Linked DNA regions of Homo sapiens: region 1 is linked to region 2. A link is an interaction called in ENCODE POLR2A ChIA-PET data of the cell type or tissue named here. Cell type or tissue: MCF 10A. All regions are shown on one strand. Links, peaks and the distances in the headings refer to the core of each region. The heading gives the core; the rest is flanking DNA.

Region 1 (8,268 bases), core at 3,641-6,140, 120 kb after region 2:
TTTGTTTACATACTCTAAATATTTAATCTGCATAAAATACCTGTGGATTAAATATAAGTATCTCCACTTTATAAATGAAAAAGAATGTGGCTCAAAGACTTTAACTTTCTCAAGTCCCCACGGTTAGTTAACAATAGGTCTGAAACTTCAATTCATTTCTTTTTAATTAAAGCCCAGACTCCTTCCCTTCCCTTCTTTCCTGCCCCGACACCACCTTTCTTTCTCCTCCCTCCCTTTCTCCCGTGCTGGATGCTTCCTGCCCTCAAACACTGAACTCATTCCTTCCTTCCTTCTCCTCCTCCTCCTCCTTCTTCTCCTCCCCCTCCCTCCCTCCCTCCTTCCCTCCCTCCTTCCCTTCCTGCCTGCCTGCCTGCCTGCCTGCCTGCCTGCCTTCCTGCCTGCCTTCCTTCCTTCCTTCCTTCCTTCCTTCCTTCCTCTCTCTCTCTCTCTTCCTTTCCTCCTCTTCTCCTCCCTCTCCTGATTCCCTTTTTTGCTCTTTCTCTTCCTGACTCTCCCCAGGTATTTATTGTGCTCTGAGGCTGACTTCATTGAGTGGCTCAAGTCACACGCAGTTCCTCTGCCCTCTTCAGGCATGTGGCATAGTCTGGCCAGTGAGATGTAAGCAGATGCCTGCTGTGGGGTTCTAAGAAAGCCTTTAATATCCGGATATTAGGAGCTGCCCTTTTCTCTTGCCCTCTTTCTCCTGGAGTAAGGGCATGTGGCTCAAAGCATAAAATGGGGAAAACAAAACAGAGAGACTTGAAAGACTTGGGTGCTGATGTAGTTGAGCCTGTGAACATCCACCCATTCACCTGGGAGTGCACATTATAGAAGAAAGGCGTTTTTTTCCATTTGCTTAAGCCACTGTAGTCAGGGTCTTTGAAACATTCATTGGGAGCATTCCTAACTGAAACCGAGCCGACAAGTCATAGCACTGGGCGAGGACCAAGTCAGCACCTGGTGAAGCTCGCAGCTCCACCACTGTGTCCTGCAGAGGGCCCAGGTTGTAAGAGGCTGTCCCAATTCGGAAGGACAACCTTTCCCCAACCTTTTCCTTCTATAACTGCTTTAAATAGTTTTATATCAAGAATATTTCTCTCAAGAATATCAACTAGATTTGAAAGAGAATAAAAATTCAAGAGATAGAAACCATTAGAGGAAAAGAAACCACATTTTGCCTTAAATAAGAGTTGACAATAACCTGCATGGTCAAAGTGTGTTAGTTTTGTGAATCATTTTCTGGAACCCCCAGGCCACAGATATTCTACTCAGGCCAGAAAATTATAGCTTGACCCTGGCCCCATTTCTTCCTTGGTACCCCTTTGTATTCATTCTTTCTTCTTTATCCACTCCCTGATGCTCAGAACAGATACAAATAGCTGTGTGTAGCAAACCCATTGCACGTTTTCATCCCAGCTTCCCTGGAAGCTTTCATGCTGAAATAAAAACCAGGAGGAATGCATTGCAAAGAAGGCTCTGAGCAAATCACCCCTCTCCTCAGGCCATCTCCCTTTCTGTTGGGCCCATCATGTCTCCGCCAGCTCAGTGACCTTGAACTGCTGCTGCCACCCTCCTCAGGCGAGGTGCAGCCTCTCTATAGAAGGCCCCTGAGGTTCCCTTAAGCAGCTCAGGGTCTCCTTCCAGGACTTGCCTCCTCCCCTTTGTTCCAAGACCTGTTTGGAGATTTCCATCCTGCACCTTGTACTTCTAATTTTTTTACTTCTCTTTCCAGGCCCCGTGGATAGCATTGTTAATGGGACAGCTCAGTTGCTTCCATCCTTCCCCCAGATGCCCTTTCACTCTCCCTTGGCTTCATGCCACTTGGCTTTGGGCTCCTTCTTTGTGGCCACGTGGTCTTGTGTAACTCCAGACCCAGATCCAGCCAGGAGTTCAGGTACTTAACATGTGGGTGGGTGACTTTTTACAGATTAGTTTGCCTGCATTAAAATGGCATGTCAGTCCTCCTAAATTAACTTTCTATAATTCTTCTAAACATCAGGATGCTGCCACAGGGACAAACCAGGAGTGTCCCCCTGTGGCCCCCCCCCTAGAGAAATCTCCTGTCCCATTCCCTTTATCAACATGGCAGGATCATGTGTCCATTGGTCAGTGATAAAAGTTACAAAATAATGAGTCAATAGTCCCAGCTGTCAACAGATTTGGTTCAGGGGCTGCCAGATGGGCAAATAGAGTGGTAATTCCTACAGTGGCTTTTGGGTACAGGGTTAAGTCCTTCTTGGAGAGCTAAAGTCAAGGAACTTTTGGCTGACAGGAAAAAAATGTAAAAGAACTATGTAAGGGAGCAGATGGCAAGGACTTCTTCCCAACTACTGGGAGGTTCTATACTTTTCCAAGGGCCAAGTCTAACAAGCATTGATAAACTGCATCATTTTCTTCTTTGCCCCTGATATCTACACAGCTGAGCCTCTTTAACCACATCTTTCTTTCTCAGAAATTTCCAGGGAAGACCCAGTAGAGATGAGGGTGATGGAACATTTGCCACATTTCTTTGGCTTCTGCGGCTAAAGAGCGGATCCTGGTCTAGATGGGATGACAGCTTGGAATACCAATTGCTATCTTTATCTGTTCTAAGGATATAGATTAAACCTGTGTAGCTTACAGAAAGAAATTTTATTTTAAGGTGGCTACCTGAATACCTATGTCAGAGCAGCCATCTTGCCAATAGCCACCTGGGTAGGGGATAGGACTGGATTTGCCCAGATCTTACTGGTGATCATAGGATTTTGGAACTAGAAGGATCATCAAGCTCTATGGATTTTCAAACTGTGCTCCATAGAATACTATTGGGCCACAGAGTTCACTCAGGAGTTGCAGAATCAGGGGGCAGTTGAGGGGCCAGTGATCAGCCAACTTCAACCAGGCGCTCTACTTTTATTTACTGTATCTTTTGAAATGGAGCAAAGTGGATAAGATCCCAGAGTTTTAAGACAGATAACTGGGATGGATTGTATTATTCAGCATCTATATGCTTCAATTTGTAAAATGGGGATAACAATAATCATTACTAAATTTCTTATAGCAATGACCATGTGCTTGGCATCATTTTAAGTGCTTTATATTTATTTAATATTAATAAATCAATTATTTACATTTATCATGACAAGTACTGTTTTATAGAAGAAATACTGTTTACAAGAGCATTAAATTCTAGAGTCAGTTCATGAATAAGGGAAGTATATATACATTTAAAATGATCCCGATATAGTTTGGATGTTTGTCTCCTCCAAATCTCATGTTGAAATGTGATCCCCAGATTTGGAAGTGGAGCCTGATGACACTTTTCTTTAGTGTCTGGGTCCTGGGGCGGATCCCTCATGATGGCTTCCTGCTGTCCTTGCAGCAATGTGAGTTCTCACTCTGTTGGTTCATGTGAGATCTGGTTGTTTAAAAGAGTCTGGGGCCTCCCTCCTTCCTCTTTCTTCCTCTTTCCTGCTTCAGCTCTCACTGTGTCATGTGCCTGCTCCTCCTTTGCCTTCTGCCTTGACTGGAAGCTTCCTGAGAACTCCCCGGAAGCTGAGCAGATACTGATGCCACGCTTATGCAGCCTGCAGAACCATGAGCCAAATAAACCTCTTTTATTTATAAATTACCCAGTGTAAGGTATTCCTTTATAGCAATGCAAAACAGGCAAACGCAGCCCTGAAAATGCCAAGTTCTCAGAAAAGGTTATTACTTTTTACAGGGTTTGGGAATTTAGACTTGTATGAGCTCTCCTATCTCGTTTCAAGTCAGCAATTCTCAGCGAGCCTCAGCTGATGTTTTAGTTTTGCCCTCCAATGGGTTGGTGAAATAACTTTACCTGTCTTTCCTGGCCATCTGAATACCGATGGTACCTCCATATCAATGGTCAAAAGCCCTTACAATTCATTCTTTACCTTTAAACAAAAGCTGTATCTTTATCCAACATGCAGTGATATTTTAGTAACTTTACTATGTGTCAGGTTCTATTCTGAGAGCTTCACATATATCAAATTATTCAATCTTCAAAACATGCCATGGTAGTTACTATTGTTATCTTCCTTTTACAGGTGGAAAATCTGGCACGATGTGACAGTGGACATGGGCCCAAGCAGGTAGATCATAGAGTTCCTTTTATTACTATTATACTCTGCTGATTATTTAGGCAGGATTATTTCCACTGCCTACATAATATAAATGGTGCAAAAAAAACCTCACCGGAGATGTAGAGTTGAATTCATGTAAAACTTACTGCAATTGGGATGCTTCCCCTTGAAAATATGTTATTTAATGTTTCCAAGAGGCATCAAAACTTAGTTCTATTAATAAGGCTTATTTCACTCATGAGAAAACAGGATTAGAAAAAATAAAATATTGCCCAAGATTCTATACTAAGTTCTAATGCAGTAGGATGACCTGGTCTAGCTGATGCCAAGACAATAATGCTCTTTAGCTGTGGTTTTGCTTTCTGCTGTTCCAGTGACCCAAGGTCAATCAAGAGCCAAAAATATTAAATGGAAAATTCCAGAAATAAATAACTTATATGTTTTAAACTGCACACTGTTCTGAGTAGCATGAAGAAATCTTGTGCTGTCCCTCTCCCTCCCGGGATGTGAATCATGCCTTTGTCCAGCGTGTCCACGCTGTCTACAATGCTCTCCCGTGAGTCACTTAGTGGCTGTCTTCATTATCAGATGCACTATTGCAACATTACAGTGTTTGTATTTGAGTCAACCTTATTTCACTTCATAATGGCCCCAAAATGCAAGAGTAGTCACGTTGGCAGTTCACATATGCCAAAGAGCGTCATAAAAGGCTTCCTTCAAGTAGAAAGGTTAACTTAATAAGGAAAGAAAAAAAGTTGTTTGCTGAGGTGACTGAGATTTCTGGTAGGAACGAATTTTCTATCCATTGCATTGTGAAGAAGGGGGACAAATGATGCTGGTTTTGCTGCCACCTCTCACACTGCAAAAGTTTTGGCTACGGTGCATGATAAGTCCTTAGTTAAGGTAGAAAAGGCACTAAATTTCTGCATGGAAGACACGAACAAAAATATGTTCCAATTGACAGCAATCAGGTTTCATACTGGGGGTCTTGAAACATATTCCCCACTGGGCATCCACTGGGGGTCTTGAAACATATTCCCCACAGATATGGGGGAGTGCTGTACCTACAATATTATCCTGTACCCCATTTTACCTTCCTGTGCAAGACTGTTAAAGGGGTTAAATGAGATGATGCATGCGGAAAGCCTATCACAGATCCTGAAGCAATAGGTTGCAATGAATGTTAGTTAAAATCACAAGTAGGTTCCCAGGAAGCAGACCCTGAGGCAGAGATAAGAGAGCAGAATGTGTATCAGAGAGTATTGTTGGATCAACACATGGGGGAAAGAGGGAGAGGAAGCAAGATTGGACAGAAAGTTGAGTTGATTTGCAAGGAAGCCTCACAGCCAATGCCATAGGAAGCTTGAGAGCTAGGCTGGTTCACTGGAGTTGTCATGAATTGGAACAAGGGAGCCACATCTTTATAACCCTGCATTGATCAAGCTTTAGATGAAGCCTGCCCTGAGAAGGAGATGTGTGACTTTGGGTGAAACAATTTTCTTCAGCCAAGGCAGTCGTCAAAGAGGTCTGAAAGCTGAGGCAGTCAGCTGCTAGCAGCTATGGGGAAACGCCCTTCACTCCTGAAACTGTCACACTGAGGTATCCATCTGTTGTATTAATACTTGCAATATTTATTGCTTTTATTATTATTATTATTGGCTTCATTACAATATTTTGTTAAAATTTTTTCAAGTTTAGACATGTTTGAAAATTGATGATTTAAATAATTTAGACCTACTAGAGAAGCGGAAATTGAGTCCTAGAGTGAGCTGGGTGGGAACCCCAGTGTGCATCATGTATGGGCTAGGACCCTGGTCCAGCCCTCTAGTATCCTGTCTGCCTTCAGTCTTTAGTCTCCAGTTCTTTCCTCCCTTAACTACTGGGTGAATGAAGCCCTTGTCATAGTCTGAGCCATCTATAAGTAAGAGAAACAACCCCCAGACCTACATGCATTTGTTTCATTGGAGAACCAGTGTGTTTCAAAATTAAACCTTCACCTAGTTAGGTATTTAGGGACTAGGGATGCCATTAGAAGAAATAGGATCCACTCTATGACTCTGGGATGGGACAGGATTCATGAGATTTATGGCCATGAAGGCCTTTGAGGATAACTTCTATGGTTATAAATTAGGTATAGGAGTATAATATGCATTCCTCCGGAAAAAGCTAAGAGCAGAGAAATAGAAAAGGAGAGTGATAATCTTACCTAAATTCTAATCCTAGGATAGCTGCTGCAGTTGAGCACAAAATCTGGCTGTGAGTTTCCTGGCAGTCAAATGGCTTCACAACCCTCTTAAAACTTCTTCTTTATGGGGAGACCAGGGACTCAGAGAGAGCTAAGTGTTGAGCTCAGGAGAGTCTCACCTGAGATAGGTTCATCTGTGGACTCCTCTTACAGATGATAGACAGGGAAGCCTTAGATGTCATACGACACTTGGGGATGTGGTGTGGTATTTAAGTGTGGGTGTACGTATGTGTAAATGTGTGTCCACTTATTTGAATCATCGTATTTACACCTGTGCAAATTTGTGGTGGTTTAAAATATCTCCACTGATCATACAGTGCCTATCTGTAGATGCCCCAGGAATATTCAACCAGCATTAACCCTGTAGGAGAAAATACTTTACTAATGCCAACTTCTAGGAAGATGACAAGTATAATTTCCAGTTGTCATTCTTGCCCTAGGGGGCTTGAACAGAATATATTAATGAGGGCCAGGCTGCCTCGGGCTCTTCATGAGGCTACTTCTTAATCATTTAGCCATCTGATCACACCACCTCCCAGCCTTGACCCACAGCAGAAATTTAGAGCTCTTAGGAAAAAGGCAGGCAGTATAAGATGGTGAAGATTGTATGGCATGCATCTTCCTTTCAAACATGACATTAGAATGAGATATCCTGACTGCCCTTTAGTTTCACAGTGGCCCATTGGGAGCCCTAAGGATCTGATTGTAAGGTAAACACCAGAAAGTGATACGTACATAAGCAATGTGTTCTCTAGACTTCTCTGTACCCAAAATTATTAGTTGACACCATTAGCATTAGTAGTGTCTTTCCTTCTTCCCTTTGATAAAACAAGAACACAATTGTAACCCTAATGGGCCATCTTTGAAGAACAGAAGCTTATGTTTCTGATCAATATACCAGCAAGCCCACTTGACAAAAGGGTTAGGATGGTATTAGAAACTAATCTTTAAAAAAATGTCCATGCTTATGTTAAACAGTGCTAGCATCTTTCTCTAGTATCCTTTTTGCATTAAAAAATAATGCTTAGTGAGCTTTTACAAGGTGCTCAGTGCTGGGCCAAGCACCCCCATGTCTGATCTCATTTAATCCTCTCAACAGCCATATGAAGCAAGTACTATTATTAGATCTGGTTTATAAGTGAAGAAACTGGGGTTTAGAGAATAATTTGTTCAAGGTGACTTAACCAGTAGTGGAGAGATACCGACTTAGTGCAGTTTGATGGCAGAACCAAGCTTCTCAACCATCCTGCTGTACTCACTCTTATGAAGATATCAGAGGATAGCAGAGAGAAGACTGTTTCTATTTCTTTGTCTCTGGGGTGCTCTGTGACCCACTGCTAGTCTTCACACCTACAGATAATTCTTATTAGAATTTGAAATAAAAATTGTAGCAGCCTTTTAATGTTTACCTGTCTATCCCAAGCAGCCTTCTAAGGAAATCAAACTTGTCACTTCTTGACTTCATTTCACACTATGCATTCATGCCTAGGACATCAGAGATCTTAGTGTCTCTGAGGAAGGACAAACCTTGAGCAATCAAGGTCCTTTACAACAGGTCCTCAGTAACTTTGTCTCATTCTATCTCAGCTTTCATTCAGCATGTGCCATCCCAGGCACCATAGACTAGAGTTATTGAAGGTCACTCTGTTTGCATAGTGTCTCTGATCAGATCATATCTGCTTATTCCCTTTGCCTGAAAAAAATTATTTTCCTTCCTCATCTGTGGAACTTCAATTTGTCTGTCCTTGAAAGAGTATCCTAAGTGCTACCGCTGATGTAAATTCATCCTGATCCCTCAGGCAGAATAAATCTCTTCTCTGTGATGCTAGAATGCTTTGAAATGCTCTCCATTATGAATCTGTATTAGTCAGGGTCCTCCAGAGAATCATAACCAATGGAATGTGCATAGCTGTAGAGATCTATGGATCTATATACACA
Region 2 (8,268 bases), core at 3,308-5,807:
TTTGAAAGACCTAAGAATCCTCAAAAAAAAAAAAAAAAAAAGGATGTAGAGCTGTGGTTCTCAAACTTGGATGCACACTAGAATCATCTGGGGAGCTGGGGAGATAGCCCAGGCCCCAACCTAGATCAGTGGTTTGCCCACTTTAGCACTCATCTGAGGCCCTCAGACAGCTTGTTAGAACTGGCTGATAGGCTCCACCTGCAGAGTATCTGGTTCAGCAGGTCTGTGGTGAGCTCTGAGGATTTTAAAGACTAACAAGTTCCCAGGTGAGGCTGCTGATCTGGGGATTTTACTTTAATAAACACTTCCCTACACTAATTACGTCAAAATTTCTGGGTCCAAGATCCAGACATCAGCACTTTGTAAAGCTCCGTAGGTGATTCCAATGTGTAGCCAAATTTGAGAAGTGCGGAGAGAGAGCAACTCAGATACCAGAACTAGTAGCTATGACAGACCTTTCCCATTTCTAATCTTCTCAGGAGGATGCATCCTAAATGATTTGATCATTAAGTGACTAGGTATCTGCTTCTGTGGAATGTGCAATTTAACTCGAAGGACACTACAAACTCACCACCCCAAAAATATTCCTTCCTATGCTTCTTTCATCCTCTCCCCTTTCCTTGACTAGTTACCTAAGCTTCATGGGTCACCTATGCCTTAATCCCTGTGTCTTAAAGACATTGCAAAGGTCAGCCTGAGCTCCCTGATGGATGCTGGTAGGAGTGAGTTCAGAACCCAGCTGTATGTTCCCACCTCCCCTCCCTGTGCTCTAAAGACACTTCTGGATGAGAGAAGAGAATAGCAGGGTAAAATACCACCAGTCACAAGCTTGTTCTTATGGTTTTCAGTAGCCCCAATCACCCTCAGAGAACCAGAATCTCTGGTCATGGGGAAACTTTGCATTAAGCAGGGAATAAATTCTCACCCTCTGGAGTTAGTGGGATGATACGTGGTAAGATGAACTCAGTAGATGTTAACCTGATATTTAATCATGAGTTACAGCGAGTTAATATTAGTTTATCTGGTATATGACCAAGCTCATTATACACATGTTCTTATTCAATTCTCACAGCAACCTTATAAGACAGACATTAGGTTTCTATTTTCTAGAAGGGGGCACTAAGTTTCAGTGAGATGAAATAGTTAGCCAAAGGTCATAAAGCTGGGCTTCCTACTCACATCCGACCTGCTATACCATTGAGTGTTAGTGAATCCTGTTCAAAGCACAAGATAGCGGGGAATTGAGCAGGGAGCTATGGCATGGCGGGTACTGAAGCTAGAGCTATTTTTGTTAGAAAAACTGTTAACCAGGTTCAGGAAGCAAGGCCAGGAATGAAAAGGAGGGCACTGCTCAGAAGACCATGCTTCTGACTTCATACTTTGGCTTCAGGCCACCTTCCTCCACTGCAATAGTACCTGTGCAATGAAAAATCGAATACAACGAAATTTGTAAACATATTCTCACTAGCTAAAGATGTTGCTAACATGATGTAGCAGTAATGTATGTATATACACGTGGATGGGATTGTAAAATCTAGAAACATGTGCAAATGCTGGTTTGTGGCTTGTTCTTTTGAAAATTCTGTTTCTATTTCAACCTAAAAATTTTTTCATGTTGGCAAATATTTTTCTAAGGTATGATTTTTAGTGAGTGTATTTTATTATATTATATGCATGTGTTATATTTAACCAATTTCCTATTATAGGAGTTTAGTTTTTATCCATTTGTCCTTTTTATAAAACAAAGTTATGACAAAGATTATTTACACAAATATCAAATTCTACATTCGTACTTTTTATGTAAAATTCCTCTAAGTTGAATTTGTGGGTGTTATGTATGCATATTTTTAAGGTTTTTTGATACCTGTTATTAAATTGCTCTGTAGAAAGTTTGTTGTTGTTGTTAAAGCAGTTTCCCACCTGTGTTGTTAGAGGGTGCCTATTGTTGCCAACCTTGAAAACACTGGATATTCACACTTTTAAATATCAATTGTGTAGGTAAAAATGGTGCTTCATTAGAATTTTTTAAATCAGCATCACATTCTTTGAGATAATTAAAAAACAAATTTAACCACATAGGCTTTCTCTATTAGTCATAGGTTTATCAACCCCATTGTAATGACGAATCTTTGTTAAATATAATTTAGACACGGTAACCACTGAGCCACACTTTCCCTTTATGCTAACTTCTATCTTACCTCCTTGATTAACTCTGGACTTTCTGACTTAGAACTTGTAGAGTGTCTGTGTGTGTGTGTGTGTGTGTGTGTGTGTGTATGTGTGTGTGTGTCTTTGCAGCGGTGGGGTGTCACTTCCCCAAACCCTTCATGTTTTGGAATTGAAGAAAAGAATATTTTCTGCTTAGGAAAAGCAGCATTTCTGTTTGGGTCCTCATTCCTCTACAACCTCCCACCCCCTTGTTAGCCACCTAATTTGCCAATTAACCCAGGCATTCCTGATTCTGGGGGTAAAAGGCGAAACAGAGAGCCATGCAGACAATATATAATACCCCCATGAGGGCATCAGAATTTGACAGCCTTCAATAGGTTAATTTTTCAAAGTGGTAAGCTGATATTTCTGTATAAAATGCACATCTGCAGGGTAAACGGTATTAAGTGTTGGTGAATTATGGTCCCAGCCTAGGGGTCACTTGAGCCTCAGTGCTACAAGTACCTTAATGCTTTTTTGAATGAAGGCTCCACTAATTGTTTCCATATGATTCTCCCCTTGTCCCTCCTCCCAGCCTCCCTCACTGTCCCCACCCCTTCCCCACTTGCGCTTTGGCACACACAGGAATAATGAGCTATGAAATTGTACCATATTGATTGGGGACTGATCTTACAATAGAAACTGCCATTTTCCCCTGGATTTGCTTTGACTCTTGAAGTTCAGACACCTTTGGGGTCAAGTCTCAGAAGCCCTAAGCCTTCCCCCTCTGCTCCCTACTCCCTCATTCTTTTAAACCACTGGGAGCGAGCACATAGACTATGAAGAAGCAGGCAGACCATTAATTAGCTTGACTGTTATGCTGTCTGGTGGAAGGGGGATCTGAGGGCCTTTTAAAGGGTGTGTTGGCATGTTGATGGGAAGGAAGGAGGGGAGAAGAGTTACAAGCTTTCCCAAAATATGCCCCTGGAAGGATCCCCTGTGTGAGGCAAGGCAAGCCAGTCCAGAAATGAGCCTTCTGAGGTTTGTCTGCTTCCCACCCAAAGACCCAGAGTAGAACTGAGAGACAACACAGGTGGGCTTCCTGGATGGAGATTAAAGTTAGTTAAACAATATTGTCCATTTGGCTAAAAGGGGATCAGCAGGAGACCTGGCAATGGGCAAACAGAGAAAAGAAACGTGGCGTGTCTAACGTCTATTGCATGCCAGGTGCCCTCATGAGCGGTCATTAATTCTAAACCACTGACTTCCCATGGAAAGTAAGCATGAGCATGTCCACGATGAGAATAAGAGGCTCACCAAGTCAAGCGGCTTGCCTGAGATTATTACCAGATCTTGTAGATGGTGGATCTATATTCACACTCAGATCTGCCACGTTTCAAAACCTATGCTCTCCAACAGCTTAATTTAGTGGTAGATGGGGCATGCTCTGGGATCCTACAGACCTGATTGGATGCTGACTCTTCCACTCACAAGCTAAGCAACCCAGAGATGCTACCCAGTTTTTAATTTGTAAAATGGGGATATTTCTATATGCCTTATACGACTGTCATGAGAACAAGAGAACACATTTGGGCAAGGCAGGGTGGCTCACGCCTGTAATCCCAGCACTTTGGGAGGCTGAGACGGGTGGATCACTTGAGGTCAGGTTGAGACCAGCCTGGCAAACATGGGGAAACCCCACCTCTGCTAAAAATACAAAAATTAGCCTGGCGTGGTGGCTCGCGCCTATAGTCCCAACTACTTGGGAGGCTGAGGCAGGAGAATCACTTGAACCTAAGAGGCAATGAGTGGTTGCAGTGAGCTGAGATTTTGCCACTGCACTTCAGCCTGGAAAAAAAAAAAAAAAGAACCCATGTGGAACATAGCATGTAGCACTGATTGAACACTCAGAAGATGTTAGTTGTTAATAGTTGTCGTTGTTTTTACTATTATTATTTCTGTTTCCTCCTATAAACTACAAATCCCCACTGCCACAGAATCCTTGACACTCTGTTGGCCTTGAGCTTCCCCTGGTTTCTCTTCCTGCTCAGTTCAGCCTGAAGTGACTTTGCATTCTCTTGAATTCCTCTGCTGCTACCTGTTTTGTTCTCTTGGCAGTAATACAACTGCCTTCTCACTTTAACTGCATTATTGAAATGGTATTTGTACTTTATAGCTATTTAATTTCCTCTGTGTTTATGGCTTATTCTTCTCCAACTAAATTGTAGATATCCCTGCAGGGCAGGAGTCTCACATTTCCTTCAGTTTCTTGCTACAGCTGGCTTAAAGCCATGCCAGTCTGGCTGCTCAGAGTCTCAGGATTCAATCGTGTCATGTGTTAATACAGAGTACAAAATTCCATTTCAGGTAACCCTAAAAATATGATGAGATTTGCTTTTCTTCCCCACATTGCTGGTCTGATCTCTAGCCTGTACCTGGCTGGGCAGCTCGAAACCATCTGCATATCTAGGGCCTTCTGCTGTTTATGCTGATGTTTACAAGCGAGCAAGTATTTGGCAGTGAAATTGTCTTTTGAAATATGACTTAAGTAAATTAAGCAATTCAAAAATGAATCAGGCCGGACTACATTTTATTTGTTTTGAATGATGCTGCTCTGTCCCCGTGGATTGAACTTATAGCCAAATGGTTGAGATTTATTATCTTTGCACAGTGCAAATTCAAGCTGAGTATGTTTATAGTTAGAGTTTATTCAGACACATTTTGTAGAAACTCAACACAAACTAGTTTGAGAGAAAAGGATACTGGGGATGAATGAAAAACCAAAACAGTTTGCGAAGAGTGTGAAAGGTGGAAAGCAAAATAAGTAAAACGTTTCAAAAACAGAGTTTAAAAAAAGAAGAGAAAAAATATAAACCAAAACAGCTTTCAGGGATCTTAAAAACTGGAATCTGAACCATCTCCTTCGTTCTTCCTCCCTTCTCCTACCTCTTATTTTTCCCCCTCTCTCTGGGTGATAGATTTATTCTCTGTCTTTTTTCAGCTCTGGGATTATATTCTTAAAGCTCCACAAGCAAATAATAGAGAAGTTTTCTGCAGCACCTCCACTTAAGAAAACTACAAGGAAAATTCTGACAGAAGCACGAACATGCAATAGGATAACTGGCCTTATCCAGGTCCCCTGCCCACTCCTGTAGTCAGAAAGGCCAACTTTGCTGCCTAACCACAATTCAACAATCTTGAGAAGACTGAGATAAAAAGACAATTGAATATTACTGGATTTTTTGTCTCTCACTTTAACTCATTACCTATTTATTTAGTACTTGCTGAGCACTGATGAATGAATAATGAACAAGAGAGACATGCAGCTGACATTCCAGAAGGGAGGAATGGTGATTAAATAATTCTTTGTTTTTTTTTTTTTAATTTTTTTTATTATTATTACACTTTAAGTTTTAGGGTACATGTGCACAATGTGCAGGTTTGTTACATATGTGTACATGTGCCATGTTGGTGTGCTGCACCCATTAACTCGTCATTTACATTAGGTATATCTCCTAATGCTATCCCACCCCCTTCCCCTGACCCCACAACAGGCCCCGGATTGTGATGTTCCCCTTCCTGTGTCCATGTGTTCTCATTGTTCAAATCCCACCTATGAGTGAGAACATGTGGTGTTTGGTTTTTTGTCCTTGTGATAGTTTGTTGAGAATGATGGTTTCCAGTTTCATCCATGTCCCTACAAAGGACATAAACTCATCAATTTTTATGGCTGCATAGTATTCCATGGTGTATATGTGCCACATTTTCTTAATCCAGTCTATCGTTGTTGGACATTTGGGTTGGTTCCAAGTCTTTGCTATTGTGAATAGTGCCGCAATAAACATACGTGTGCATGTGTCTTTATAGCAGCATGATTTATAATCCTTTGGGTATATACCCAGTAATGGGATGGCTGGGTCAAATGGTATTTCTAGTTCTAGATCCCTGAGGAATCGCCACACTGACTTCCACAATGGTTGAACTAGTTTACAGTCCCACCAACAGTGTAAAAGTGTTCCTATTTCTCCACATCCTCTCCAGCACCTGTTGTTTCCTGACGTTTTAATGATCGCCATTCTAACTGGTGTGAGATGGTATCTCATTGTGGTTTTGATTTGCATTTCTCTGATGGCCAGTGATGATGAGCATTTTTTGATGTGTTTTTTTGGCTTCATAAATGTCTTCTTCAGAGAAGTGTCTGTTCATATCCTTTGCCCACTTTTTGATGGGGTTGTTTGTTTTTTTCTTATAAATTTGTTTGAGTTCATTGTAGATTCTGGATATTAGCCCTTTGTCAGATGAGTAGGTTGCGAAAATTTTCTCCCATTTTGTAGGTTGCTTGTTCACCCTGATGGTGGTTTCTTTTGCTGTGCAGAAGCTCTTTAGTTTAATTAGATCCCATTTGTCAATTTTGGCTTTTGTTGCCATTGCTTTTGGTGTTTTAGACATGAAGTCCTTGCCCATGCCTATGTCCTGAATGGTATTGCCTAGGTTTTCTTCTAGGGTTATTATGGTTTTAGGTCTAACATGTAAGTCTTTAATCCATCTTGAATTAATTTTTGTATAATGTGTAAGGAAGGGATCCAGTTTCAGCTTTCTACATATGGCTAGCCAGTTTTCCAAGCACCATTTATTAAACAGGGAATCCTTTCCCCATTTCTTGTTTTTCTCAGGTTTGTCAAAGATCAGATAGTTGTAGATATGTGGCATTATTTCTGAGGGCTCTGTTCTGTTCCACTGATCTATATCTCTGTTTTGGTACCAGTACCATGCTGTTTTGGTTACTGTAGCCTTGTAGTATAGTTTGAAGTCAGGTAGCGTGGTGTCTCCAGCTTTGTTCTTTTGCCTTAGGATTGCCTTGGCGATGCGGGCTCTTTTTTGGTTCCATATGAACTTTAAAGTAGTTTTTTCCAATTCTGTGAAGAAAGTCATTGGTAGCTTGATGGGGATGGCATTGAATCTATAAATTACCTTGGGCCGTATGGCCATTTTCACGATATTGATTCTTCCTACCCATGAGAATGGAATGTTCTTCCATTTGTTTGTATCCTCTTTTATTTCATTGAGCAGTGGTTTGTAGTTCTCCTTGAAGAGGTCCTTCACATCCCTTGTAAGTTGGATTCCTAGGTATTTTATTCTCTTTGAAGCAATTGTGAATGGGAGTTCACTCATGATTTGGCTGTTTGTCTGTTATTGGTGTATAAGAATGCTTGTGATTTTTGTACATTGATTTTGTATCCTGAGACTTTGCTGAAGTTGCTTATCAGCTTAAGGAGATTTTGGGCTGAGACAAGGGGGTTTTCTAGATATACAATCATGTCATCTGCAAACAGGGACAATTTGACTTCCTCTTTTCCTAATTGAATACCCTTTATTTCCTTCTCCTGCCTAATTGCCCTGGCCAGAACTTCCAACACTATGTTGAATAGGAGTGGTGAGAGAGGGCATCCCTGTCTTGTGCCAGTTTTCAAAGGGAATGCTTCCAGTTTTTGCCCATTCAGTATGATATTGGCTGTGGGTTTGTCATAGATAGCTCTTATTATTTTGAGTTACGTCCCATCAATACCTAATTTATGGAGAGTTTTTAGCATGAAGGGTTTTTGAATTTTGTCAAAGGCCTTTTCTGCATCTATTGAGATAATCACGTGGTTTTTGTCTTTGGTTCTGTTTATATGCTTGATTATATTTATTGATTTGCATATATTGAACCAGCCTTGCATCCCAGGGATGAGGCCCACTTGATCATGGTGGATAAGCTTTTTGATGTGCTGCTGGATTTGGTTTGCCAGTATTTTATGGAGGATTTTTGCATCAATGTTCATCAAGGATATTGGTCTAAAATTCTCTTTTTTGGTTGTGTCTCTGCCAGGCTTTGGTATCAGGATGATGCTGGCCTCATAAAATGAGTTAGGGAGGATTCCCTCTTTTTTTATTGATTGGAATAGTTTCAGAAGGAATGGTACCAGTTCCTCCTTGTACCTCTGGTAGAATTTGGCTGTGAATCCATCTAGTCCTGGACTCTTTTTGGTTGGTAAGCTATTGATTATTGCCACAATTTCAAAGCCTGTTATTGGTCTATTCAGAGATTTAACTTCTTCCTGGTTTAGTCTTGGGAGGGTG

The links. ChIA-PET counts read pairs that join two places held together with the same protein. Peaks named below come from ENCODE experiments on the same cell type or tissue, not always from the same donor. Only the 100,000 strongest peaks of a DNase experiment are listed, where the experiment ranks them.
Region 1: POLR2A ChIA-PET joins it to region 2 with 7 read pairs; 7 of 35 experiments call an interaction of 5 or more read pairs at or near these places.

The regions. Positions count from the first base shown.
Region 1 is chr11:128,023,193-128,031,460 of GRCh38, reverse strand. No RefSeq gene overlaps it. Among named protein-coding and RNA genes, the nearest start is that of LINC02725, 68 kb to the left of the region's middle. In MCF 10A, for the core only: no CTCF peak of the experiment used is centred there; a DNase peak (open chromatin) is centred at 4,640.
Region 2 is chr11:128,143,480-128,151,747 of GRCh38, reverse strand. The region is part of intron 2 of LINC02725 (long intergenic non-protein coding RNA 2725); the gene reads right to left. Among named protein-coding and RNA genes, the nearest start is that of LINC02725, 52 kb to the right of the region's middle. In MCF 10A, for the core only: no CTCF peak of the experiment used is centred there; a DNase peak (open chromatin) is centred at 4,557.